Regions from separate parts of the Mus musculus genome. Here region 1 is linked to region 2. Evidence: chromatin contacts called from ENCODE Hi-C or POLR2A ChIA-PET data. All regions are on one chromosome and are shown on one strand. Each heading gives the region's core, a stretch centred on a gene start or an enhancer-like site at or near the end of the contact. The rest is flanking DNA. Distances are from core to core; before and after follow the strand shown.

Region 1 (5,966 bases), core at 88-2,587, 42 kb after region 2:
TCTCTCTTTCTCTCTTTCTCTCTTTCTCTCTTTCTCTCTTTCTCTCTTTCTCTCTTTCTCTCTTTCTCTCTTTCTCTCTTTCTCTCTTTCTCTCTTTCTCTCTTTCTCTCTTTCTCTCTTTCTCTCTTTCTTTTTTTTTTTTTTTAAGATTTATTTGTTATATATAAGTACACTGTAGCTGTCTTCAGACACCCCAGAAGAGGGCATCAGATCTCATCACGAGTGGTTTCAAGCCACCATGTGGTTTCTGGGATTTGAACTCAGGACCTTCAGAAGAACAGTCAGTGCTCTTAACCACTGAGCCATCTCTCCAGCCTCCACCCTGAACTTTCTTGATGGCCCCAGTTTAGTGAACTTTTAAATGGCTCAAGGCTTTCCTGTAGTGATGCTTTATTTTGTTTTGTCCTAAGCAGCAATTAATTGATGGCCCAGCTAATGCTTATTGGGAACAGAGCCTGGTAGCACTGACTGGAAGGAAATGACTATTTTTATTAGATCCAGAGAAATCTTACCGGTTTTTTTAAAAATGTAATGATTGTTTTTCAGACGATCTGAGCTAGGATAATGCCCTTTCATTTATTTATTTTATTTTTAGGTTTATCCTTTTATTCATTATTATACTCAAATGTCGATTCCCTACATTTTGAAAGATATTTATTTATTTGTTTGTTTGTAGACAGGGTCTCTCCAGCTACCCTGGAGCTCACTCTATAGAGCAAGCTGGCCTCGAACTCATAGAGCTAGATCCACCTCCTCTATCCCCCCAAGTGCTGAGATCAAAGACATGTACTTAACATATGCATTTACAAAAGTTATTTTTAGAAAAATAAAAATCAGGGCTGGAGAGATAGATTAGCCACTAAAGGGCAAGGGTCACAACCAAGACCTCAAGAGAAGTGACAGTCAGAGTCCATACACTATGAGAACTTGCACTTGAAAACCTAGATCCGTGTGGTTTGTTGTTGTTGTTTTTTTTTTTTTAATTTAAAATTTTTATTTTTTTGAAATAATTCTTAAGTTTTAAAATTAAAACATAATTACACCATTTGCCATTCCCTTTCCTCCCTCACCCCTCCGTGTCTCTTAGTCCTCAGATTTGCAGCTCTTTTTCGTTTTTCTTACACAAGGAAAGGGACCACTTTCAAATGTGGTTGGTCTGTTTGCCCTCCTACAAATACCCAGGTGACCTTGCAGGTGGGGTTCCAGCTCCAGCTCGGGGGCTTTGCTTTTGCTGCCCTTGTCCCTGTGCCACACACAGCTGCATATGCACAGAGGTTTGTCTCCTTTCCCCAGTCTGTTCTCTCTCCAGCTTATTTGTTTAGGGAACAAGTCGGGGTCCCTCTAGTGGACAGAATCACCGTTGGTTGACTTTCTGCGATGGCTGAGGAGGCCAGCAAGGCCAGGCCTTTAGTATTGCAGGTGTCAACTGTTTCAAGGATAATTAAGTCAGAGGTAGGGAATCTCCTAAGAGATTATGCATAAAATTATATGTGTGCTCACATAAAACGAATGAGTGAGTTTTGGAGTGGACACCTGCTTGGCTTAGCATTGAAGGAAACTTCTTTAATGTGATTCCCATGCTCAGCTACTAACCTTTCCCCCACCCCCTTCACAGAGCAAAGTGAGAACCACAGGGAGCCCGGTGTACGGTTGAAACGGGGCTTTTAAGTCCGGGATGTAGTTCTATGATAGAGTGCTTGCCTAACATGCAGAAAGCCTTAGGTTCAGTCCCCAGTGTCGCATAAACTGGGTGTGGTGGTGCATGTCTGTAATCCCAGACCTGAGGAGATGGATGCAAAAGGATCAGAAATTTAAGGTTATCCTTGGCTACATAAGTCTGAGGCCATCCTGGGCTACCAGAGACACTGTTATGCAAGAATGACCTGAACTTCTGATCCATCTCCCTTTACCTTTGAAATGGGAGGATTACAGGCGTGTGCCACCATGTCATTTTAATGTGCCGGTGAGTTTAGCATAGGGAAACTTCCTATGCTAAGCAAGCACTCTACCATGTGAGCTGCAACCCCAGCCCCTCCTTTAAAATTAAAATTAAAGTATAGGTCATATGACTCCTTACCTTTCAGTGGTGACATCATACCCAATATTCTGGGTACTTTTCTGGGCCAGGTTCTGTTGGCATCTAGTGGGCACAGGCCAAGGAGGCTATGGGGTAAATCTCAAAACAGGAAACTGACCATGACAGTCGTGCCAATGGGGAGAAACCCTGCTCTGCATAACACACTTGAAACTTGACTGTGCTTTCCAAACAGCTGCTGTCTGGATGGGTTTAGCAAAGACGGTGGGTAGCTCTGGCCTCTGGTCGTTGTTGGGCTCCACCTGGTTGAGGCAGTAGCCCTGTGTTACACTGAGCTATCGCTGCTTTGTAGACTAAGCTCTGGAGGAAGTATTACTGGAAGAAGCCAGCATCCGCCCAGCAGCTCCTCCTAAGTAAGTCAGCTCATGGCTGACTGTATTCCCTCCCAAACTGCCGTCGTCCTTGGAACTTGGTCTGGGCCTGAAGTCTCTGTGGTAACCTGTTCTGGTGCTCACGTTTTATTTTGCTTTATTGGTTGTTGTTGTTGTTGTGTGTTGGAAATTATACCCAGGCTTTTGTGCTTGCTGGGCAAAAATCTACCACCAAGCCACACATCCCAAGACCAGAAATTTTTTTAAAATTTATTTATTCTTATGTGCATTGGTGTTCTGCTTGCATGTCTGTGTGAGCACCAGAGCCTCTGGAACTGGAGTTACCGAGAGTTGTGAGCTGCCATGTGGGTGCTGGGAGTTGAACCGGGGTCCTCTAGTAGAACAGTCTGTACTCTTAACTGCGCAGCCATCTCTCCAGCCCCAGAAATATTTTTAAAGTCTAATCTAAGCTGTTCTTACTATAGACAAGTCTCACTATTTGTTATTTACTAGAGTTTGAACTAGGAAGAAAGCAGCTGGGTGTCTTCCTCGCTGTGTTTGCCATAATTTTAATCCTTTTAATAGTTTGCTCCCATTCCCACTTTAGTATTTTTTTTTTAAATATTTAGCTATTTTTACAAGTATAATCTGAATTTTCTTAGTTGGAAAAAATGAGGCTAGAGCCAGGTGCAGTTCTTCGCAATGCTGTGTTGCCACCTTGAATGGGAATACTATTGAACTATCCGTATCTCACAGCCCTAGGCACCAGGCCCTCCTCTACTGTGTGCCCAGTCCTGTCTGAGCTGGTATTTAGACGATTCCCTTCCCCCAGCACTGACCCCAGCATGCTATTTGCTAGTTGTACCTACTTCATTTGTTTTACTCTCACTGGGCTCTGATTTATTTCCTGCTTGTTTGACATTAATTACATAGTTTTGGATCCTTCATCATCCCCACTGGCGACAGTTTTGTTCTGAGTCTAGGTTAGCCTAACCATTACAAGAAATGCAAGGAGACCAACAATAGGGTCAGTGCGGTGGCTCAGCCAGTAAAGGCCTTTACCCAGAAGCCTGATGACCTGAGTCTGATCCCTGGGACCCCTGTGAAGTTGGGAGGGCAGAGCCAAGTGCACAGAGATGTCCTCCGTCTTCCACATACCTGGTGGACATCATACACACATGTACTGCTTAAACTATAATAAATGTCTGGTGGACATCATACACTCAAACTATAATAAATGAAATTTAAAAACTAAGGCCAAAATACTCTTCCCTTGAACTTGATTCTCTTAGAAGTTTTATATTCTCTATAGTGGTTGAGTGTCAGAGAAGCAGTATTCAATAGAATGTCCACAATAATGGGGAGATTCTGTGGCTTATGTGTGACCCAGTACCGTCACCACTAGCTAAATATATAGTTACTGAGCACTGGAAATGTGGCTTGTGAGACTGAGGAGCTAAAATTTTTATTTTAATTAATTTGACTTAAGATTTAAGTTGCCCCCGTCACTAAGGTTGCCTGTTGGACCAGACAGGTGTTTGCCAAAAGGTGGTTCTCAGGCCAGCAGCATCGAGTTATCCTGGGACTTCCTTGTCAGAAGAACAATGTGCTGCTGACTGTGGTAGCTCATGGTAGTTTCAGTACAGTACTGAGGAGGCTGAAGCAGGAGGATTGCTGCAAGCTCAAGGCTAATTTGGCCTTTGTAGTGAGTTATAGGCCAGCCTGGGCTATAGGCCCTTTAAACAAAACAAAACTAAACTGGACATGGTAGTGCACACAACTGATCCTAGCACTCAGAAGGCAGAGGCAGACTGATCTGTGAGTTCAAGTTCAGCTTGGTCTACATAATGAGACCCAAGCCACCTGGAGTTACATGGTAAGACCTGTCTTAAAAAAACAAAACAAAACAAAAACAACAGACAAACAAAACTAAACCAAAGATCCACAGGGCATTGTACACACGTAAGCCTAAGAAGGAATGGTTTTTGGGTGAGCATTGGATTAATGTGGAGAGTTAAAAACTTGCATCTGCCCTCACTGATTCACATTTAAGTGGTACTAGGTATGGGTTTGTTGTTGTTAAATATCCCCTGAAGTAATTTTAATGGTGCAGCAAAGATGGGCGGTGCTCAGCATTTGTGGGTATCCAAGTCACCTGGGCCTCTGGTAATGGCACAGACGCTTCATCTTCAGGAAAGCCAGGCTTTATTACTACGTTGATTCCGGTGCACATGGTTTGGGTTTGAAAATCTTTCATCTGCAAGAGGGTTTCCCACTTTGCTGGTCATTGATATGTGTAGAAAATATTTCAGGGACTTCTACCCGGCCTTTGACCATTCAGTTCCTGGAATAAAGACCTTTACAGCACTAAGGCTACCTTCTATGCTATTAAAATCTATTTCCTATCGATAACCCCGAGTTATTACTATGTTTTATCTGGGCTGCTCTTAATTCCAATTGGCCAGCCCTCGTAACCATGCTTGCTTGCTTTCGTTCGTCCTTCCCTTCCCCTTCCCCTTCCCCTTCCCCTTCCCCTTCCCCTTCCCCTTCCCCTTCCCCTTCCCCTTCCCCTTCCCTTCCCCTCCCCTTCCCCCTTCCCCTCCCCTTCCCCCTTCCCTTCCCTCTTCCCCCTTCCCCCTTCCCTTCCCCTCCCCTTCCCCCTTCTTCCCCCTTCTTCCCCCTTCTTCCCCCTTCTTCCCCCTTCTTCCCCCTTCCCCCTTCCCCCTTCCCCCTTCCCTGGAACTCACTTTGTAGAAGACCAGGCTGGCCTCGAACTCAGAAATCCGCCTACCTCCTGGGATTAAAGGTGTGTGCCACCACTCCCCAGCCATGCTTTCTTGATTCCTAACTCATGGTGTCTTCCTTCTCTCTCCACCTTCTCCTCTCTCTTTGACCTATGGCAAGCCTAGGATCACCAAATCTCACATATCTCCCTTCTGCCCAGTTATAGGCTGCAGGCATCTTTATTCACCAGTCAGAAATAACTTGGGGGGAAGGTCATATAGTGTCACTTGGGTCTATGTGCAGACTCTCTTCTTGGGTCAACCAGGTCTTGGGGGCCCACACTTAGCATTACATACTCTGCATAGCTCAACAGATGTGCATGCTGGGACGCAAAGCTTGCCCCCTTATGTAGCCTCATCAGCATCTGATCTGAACCCCATGTGCCGGTGGCATCTTGGAACACACGCCTTTGTGCATACTTGCTTTTCACAAAGTGTCACTTGCTGTTTGCGCAAAGCTTGCTGGGTGCTTTTTTTTTTTTATTAGTTGATGAATTTTTGGTCTGTAAGCGTTCCTCCCCTTTCCAATAGGTCCCAGTACATTACCGAGTCTGGTTTTAAAGTTGCTAAGAAGTCTGCTAATGACAGCTTGTCACTTCAGTTTGTCTGTTTCTTAAGTTGCACCTTGGAAAGCCTGAGGATCAGAATGTTCTGTAGTGCGGAGGGTGAGGCCCAGGGGAAGCCCCACCTCCGGTTTCCTCACTCGACCTCCGGGCCATCAGCTGAGGAATGTTGGCGTGGAGCCAGGACGGCAAGGTGTCTGGAACACTCCGATCC
Region 2 (6,050 bases), core at 1,151-3,650:
CGTGGTGTGCATAGGTATGCATGGCTTTGTATGTTTGTGGGCACATGTTTGTATGTGCACGTGAAGGTCTGGGGTTGATGCTAGGAATCAGCCTTACCTGCTCTTCAACCTTAATCATTCCGGCAGGGTCTCTTAGGTAAACCCAGAACTCACTCACCCAGCTGTTCAGCTTGTTCTGGGTGCTCTCTGCCTTGGCCTTCTGAGGCTGGAGTTACAGACAGATAACACACCCACCCACCACTTATGTGGCTTCTTGGATCTGAACCCTGGTCCTCAAGCTTGTCCAACAAGTTGTATTGAACCACCCTCCTGCTCCTGGTTTAGTTCTGTTGATGTAAATCCTGGAAAAAATCCTTGTTTATTGCTGTCCAAATGTGGTAGGTTTTTCCTAAAGATTGAAGTGTGTGTGTGTGTATGTGTGTGTGTGTGTGTGTGTGTGTGTGTGTGTGCGTGCGCGCGCGCCTGAGTGTGTATATGTACCATGTGTGTGTGAAAGTCTGCAGAGACTAGGAGAGGGTGTTTAAAAGCCTAGAACTGGAGTTAAAAGAGTTACAGGTAGTTGTGAAATGTCACATGGGTTCTGGGAACCCAACCCAGGTCCTCTGCAAGAGCATCAAATATTCTTTACCAATGAGCCGTCTCTCCAGCCCCATAAAGATTTCAATTACACCTGTGTGTCTGTGTGTGGTTAGATGCACATGAGTACAGATGTACTTTAGAGGTCAAAAGAGGGCATTGGATCCCTGGAGCTGGAGATGAAGGCAGATGTGAGTGGCCAGTTAGGGTGATGGGAAATAAAAAGGTCCTCTGTAAGAGCAACAAGTGTTCTTCACCACTAAGCTGTCTCTCCAGCCTCACAGGGCTTTCCTAAAATCACCACTCTAACATTGTATTTGTGAGGTATATAAGGATATACTCATTCAAGGGTTATCAGAATTAACCGAAGCATGCACAAGTATATTTATGGCATGTTCCTTCAAATGCCGTTCTGTCTTCTTGCTGTCCTTCATTGTTTTGTTATAGATGGCTACTACTTTGGTTTTCAGCTTAAGAGACCTAAAGAAAGAAGGGTCTGGCTCAGCCACCAAATTTAATTAGAACTCAGTTTCTTCTGTCAGTTTCAAAGACATTTTTATTTTCTTTCCTTTCTAATTTCGAAAAATTTCATTCTGTGTGTGAGCCTGTATTTACTGTGCCTTCTCTTTTCTTTAAAGTTCTAGTTTGTTTCCTTTTTTTGTTTAATTGTTTCTGAAGAGAGAGAGAGAGAGAGAGAGAGAGAGAGAGAGAGAGAGAGAGAGAAGATGTGGAGTTGGGTGGATGGGGAAATTGGGAGGATTTGGGTGAGGGAAACTGTGATTTGAATATATTGCATGAAAAAATCATTTTCAAATATATACGTATGTATATATATATGAAACAGTAACATTAAAAACGTGTATGGGTATTTTGCCTGCATGTGCACATGTGCATTACTTGTGTGTATGTTGTCTGTGGAGGCCAGAAAAGGGCGTCAGATCCTCTGGACCTGGAGTTATGGGTGGCTGTAAGTCTCCAGGTGGCTGCTTGGAATCCTGTGGCGCTGCAGCCCCTGCTGAGCCACCCGTCCAGGCCTGACTCTATTATTATTTTCTGTCATACCATAATTGGAAGCTGTCAAATATTTATGTTCACTTATTTAATTCTGCCTATTCCTCAAAAATGAAATTCAGATGTAATCTAAGGAAAAGGGCATTGTAATTTTGTTCACTTCTGCATTCCTGGGCTCTGGCACGGAACAAGTAGCAGGAGCTCCATGAATATTTGTTGATATTTCTTTGGATGATGCATTTACACTCATTTCTTCTATGGTATTTTAGTTTCTTTTAGTTTCTGCCATTGCACTGTAACCTCCAAAGGAGAAAATTACAGTACTACATTTCTCTATCTCTGAGTATTGAGACCTGCAATTCTGCTAATGCACAGAAAAGCTGAGGCTTCTCCTAAGAGGCTGTCAAGGACCCAAAGGTGCATGGTAATTCTATTAGTTAATAGCGTGACTGAGGTACTCAAGAGAGATGTCAGAAATGCTTTTTTTTTTTTTTTTTTTTTTTAGGTTACATTCTTAGGGTTCTTGAACAGCTGAAATCGCAAGCTACTGCATTACAATTAGGCGAGAGCGAAACGTTGACGTTTTCTTTTTTATTATTTGCATAACGAACCGAGGCATCCTAGATCTCCTTTCTCCAGAAAGCTGATCTCCTGCAGCAGCTCATCTGTCCGACGGGGGGCGGCAGTATCCCAGTAACTCACTTCTTGAAGATGTGTAGGTGGGAGGAGAGATTCGCGTTCAAAATCTTTTTGACTCTACGGACTTTCCGTAGCGCCTTAGCCCGCTCGAGTTTCAATGCGCGTTGTTGCTGGATGAAGCTGAGTCCTATACAGCGCTCGCAGCTCTCCCGATCATGGCTTCTTCGAGTTCCTTCACCTATTATTGTCCTCCATCTTCCTCCCCTGTTTGGTCAGAACCGCTGTATAGTCTGAGACCTGAGCACGTGCGGGAGCGGTTGCAAGACGACTCAGTGGAAACAGTCACATCCATAGAACAGGTGAGGTGGCAGGACTGGGCGAGGCGCCCGCGCGGGGCCTTCTGGGAGTAGGAGTCCCTTTTGTAAGCCCGTCTCGGGGCAAAACTCTCCATGGAACTACAACTCCCGTAGTGCACTGCGCCCCCGCCCCCGAGCTCTAGGCGCCCAGACTGGGGCTTCCGAGTGGAGCGTTTTCGGGGCTTACTTGGGTAGGAGAGGGTTGTTGTCAGGGCTGGGTTTGGAGAACAGGACAGTACCCCTGATCTCTCTGCTTCGGACGTTGTAAAGGATCTTGTTTCGTGTCTGGAGTCCACAGCAGCCTGGGCGGACCAGGTAGTCCGCTCCGTTCTGTTTAGATGTCTTGAGGTTCTAGGACCGACCGCTCACTTTTCTTCACATGTTCGCAGTTTCCGGACATCTAGGGGATCGAACGGCCGGACTGTGGTCATGTCATCCCTAAATCGATTTAATTTCTGACCTATTGGGTCAGGTTGAGGCCTACCTCGTGGTGGGTAACCATTTGAGCACTTGCTGTTGAACGCTGGAAATACAGAAAAAGATAACAGCCCCTAGGCAAGAGCCTGGTTGGGCAAGACAGACTGGAAAACTGTATAGTTCGGAAAGCACAAAAAAGTATGGAGTTTGAACTGCTTGTGATTCACTAAGGCCTAGAGTGTACCAGACATGCCATTTTGAAAAGTGTTTTAAGGTGTGAGTAGTGAGTTGATAGCTTACATTTTTCTCACTCTCCATTTGGAATTGTTCCCAAATCGGTTGTTGTAGAGCTGTTTACCCATCTGTTACTAGAAGTGGTCAGGATGAGTCCTGTCGCTAAGGAATAGGCATTCAGCCACTTACTAAAATAAGATCTTACTAAGATCACTACTCAGGCTTAACTGTGGAGGGACCGGCTTCATCTTATCTTAAAGCTGTGAGCCTCTATTTAGGCAAAACTAGCAGCAAATAATGACTGTATAAAAATTTCAGTTTTTATGTGTGCGAATGTGTGTATGGCATGTGTTTGTACGTGTTGATACCAGGACACACAATATGTGGGTTCGGAAGATCCAACTGAAGTTGGCAGGCTTGCATAGGAAGCACCTCTACCCACTGAGCCATCTCTCTTGCCCTAAAGATTCATAACAGAACAAGGGATTGGACACATGGTTATTCACCTAGTAGCAGAGGGACTGTTTTAATCTTTGAGTCAATGCCTTGTGGGCTTTAGGGTAATAAAGGGAACTTTTTGGCTTCAGCTCTCTAACCTAGTTAACTGTGTCCCACAGAAGACTTTTATAAAACATTGCAAAGAAATCTTTCATCAGTGACAAAATCTTCAGAATCTTTGCAGGGTTTGGAGCAATTTGGGGTTTTTTGGTCTGTTTGTTTTTTCGAGCTAGGGTTTCTCTGTGTAGCATTGGCTGCCTGGAACTACTCCGTAGACCAGGCTGGCCTCGAACTCATAGAGATCTGACTGCCTCTGCCTCTCAAGTTCTGGGCTAGAACATGTGCCTCTACTACTTGGGTAGAGCGGTGTTTCTGTAGTTGATAAGACAACTACAAGCCTTTTCTTTTGAAGTTACAGGGTTAAACAGGACACACACACGTACACCATTTATATCTTTAACTGATCTGACTTAGAATAGCGGTTCTCAACCTTCCTAAAGCTGTGACCCTTACTATAGTTCTATAGTTCCACATGTTGTGGCCACTCCAACCATAAAGCTGTTTTAAAAAGCTTCACAACTGTAATCTTGCTACTGTTATGAATCATAATGTAAATAGCTTGTGTTTTCCAATAGTCTTAAGGCGACCCCTGTGACAGGGTGGTCATGACCCACAGGTTGAGAAACGCTGACTTAGCAGATAAGGGTATACAGGATGCTAATGAAGAAAACAGAATCAGAGTTAAGTCTGTCACTTACAAAACCATCTGTGTTGAGAGTTAACATCTCATCGTGAGTTTTCTGATCTGTTGTCTATTATATATACTGTTTTTCAGTAGACCGCTGAAGTTCCTTCCTTGCTTGGTTCCTATAAGGATAAAACAACTTAACTTCTGAGTAGGCATTACGAGCAATAAAAAAATGGACACAGGATGCTCTGAAAAGAGCCAGGCCAAGGCCAGGGCTGGGGAGGATGCTAAGTCCTGATAGGTCAGTGTAGAGTGTCTGTCAGATACAAGCCCAATGGTATGATAGTCTTATGTTTTATGTCAGTATCACAGCTCACATTAAAAAAAAAAATTTAATGTATATGAGTACACTGTAGCTGTCTTCAGACATATCAGAAGATGACATCAGATCTCATTACAGATGGTTGTGAGCCACTATGTGGTTGCCGGGAATTGAACTCAGGATCTTTGGAAGAGCAGTCAGTTATCTTAACTGCTGAGCCATCTCTGCAGCTCTCCAGCTCACATTTTAAAAGTCTAGGATGAAGAGTTGCAGTTAGGAGGAAGATGTACCGGCTGGTTTGTGTGTCAACTTGACACAAGCCAGAGTCATCAGCGAGGAAGTAGCCTCAGTTGAGGAAAAGATTCGGTGAGATCCTGCTGTGAGGCATTTTCTCAATTGGTGATCTATGGGGGAGGGCCCAGCCCATTGTGGGTGGGGCTATCCCTGGGCTGGTGGGGCTATCCCTGGGCTGCTGGTTCTAGGATCTATGGGGAAGCAGACTGAGCAGGTCAGGGAAGCAAGCCAATAAGCAGCACCCAATGGCCTCTGCATCAGCTCATGACGCCAGGTTCCGGCCCCGACTTCCTCCAATGATGAACTAAGATCTGGAAGTGTAAGTCTCCAAGGAAACCTTTTCCTCCCCAACTTGCTTTTTGGTCATGGTGTTTCATTGCAGCAATAGAAACCCTGCCTAAGACAGAAGATAACGCGGTATTTCATTCTTATGGCTTCCTCTGCATCTTACTAATCACCACAGTGACCATTCATTTGGTTCCAGCTGAGTGCTAAATGCTCTCCGAATGTTCTCCTGACAGTGTGTCACTCAGTCCTTAACACATGCTGACAGAGAAGGCAGAGGCTCAGAGAATTGTCTGGTTGGTGGGTAACAGAGTACAGTGGTCAGAAACGACGTTGCCGGGAGGAGGGATTGTTTACCGAGCATACTGTTCGTTTGAATCTTTTGGTTTTGACCAAAGCTTCCTCGAGGATTTACTGACAGCTCAGTTTTGTGTCATGGCAATAAGGATCAATGCTTGGCGATCGCTGTCTATCTCATTATTTGGAAACCTTCATTTATGAAACAGTGATTAAGAATTTAATAACAGGAGTAAAACCTGTAAGGAGTGGAAAGAGCTCTTTCCACTATTCACTTTCTTCAGGAAATTCTTGAAGGCTAGAGTGATGGCTCTGTGGTTAAGAGCCCTAGGTACTTTTCCAGAGGACATGGGTTTAGTCCCCAGGACCCCACAAAGTGGCCTACAGCTGTCTGTACCGCCAGTCTCAGGGCGTCTGATGTTCTAGACCAGTT

What was found. Hi-C counts contacts between places; a loop is a spot of excess contacts on that map. ChIA-PET counts read pairs that join two places held with the same protein, here RNA polymerase II (POLR2A).
Region 1: a loop to region 2 is called in a map of gastrocnemius, with 8 times the contacts of the local background. The contact joins the enhancer-like site here to the promoter of Fntb in region 2. A Hi-C loop is called at or near these places in 18 of 37 maps with a recorded cell type or tissue (Patski, adrenal gland, gastrocnemius and 4 more). POLR2A ChIA-PET finds 5 or more read pairs at or near these places in 4 of 5 experiments (Patski and embryonic stem cell).

Annotation. Positions count from the first base shown.
Region 1 is chr12:76,878,128-76,884,093 of GRCm38, forward strand. All of the region lies in intron 4 of Fntb (farnesyltransferase, CAAX box, beta), which reads left to right. Among named protein-coding and RNA genes, the nearest start is that of Gm46357, 13 kb to the left of the region's middle. Within about 2 kb of position 1,338, at least 1 of the 3 ENCODE cell types and tissues checked has a DNase peak (open chromatin) inside an H3K27ac peak, as active enhancers do; it is gastrocnemius, where a contact is called at or near this core.
Region 2 is chr12:76,835,067-76,841,116 of GRCm38, forward strand. Fntb (farnesyltransferase, CAAX box, beta) reads left to right here and starts at 2,401. Exons shown (of 12, transcript NM_145927.2): 1 at 2,401-2,585. The coding sequence starts at 2,442.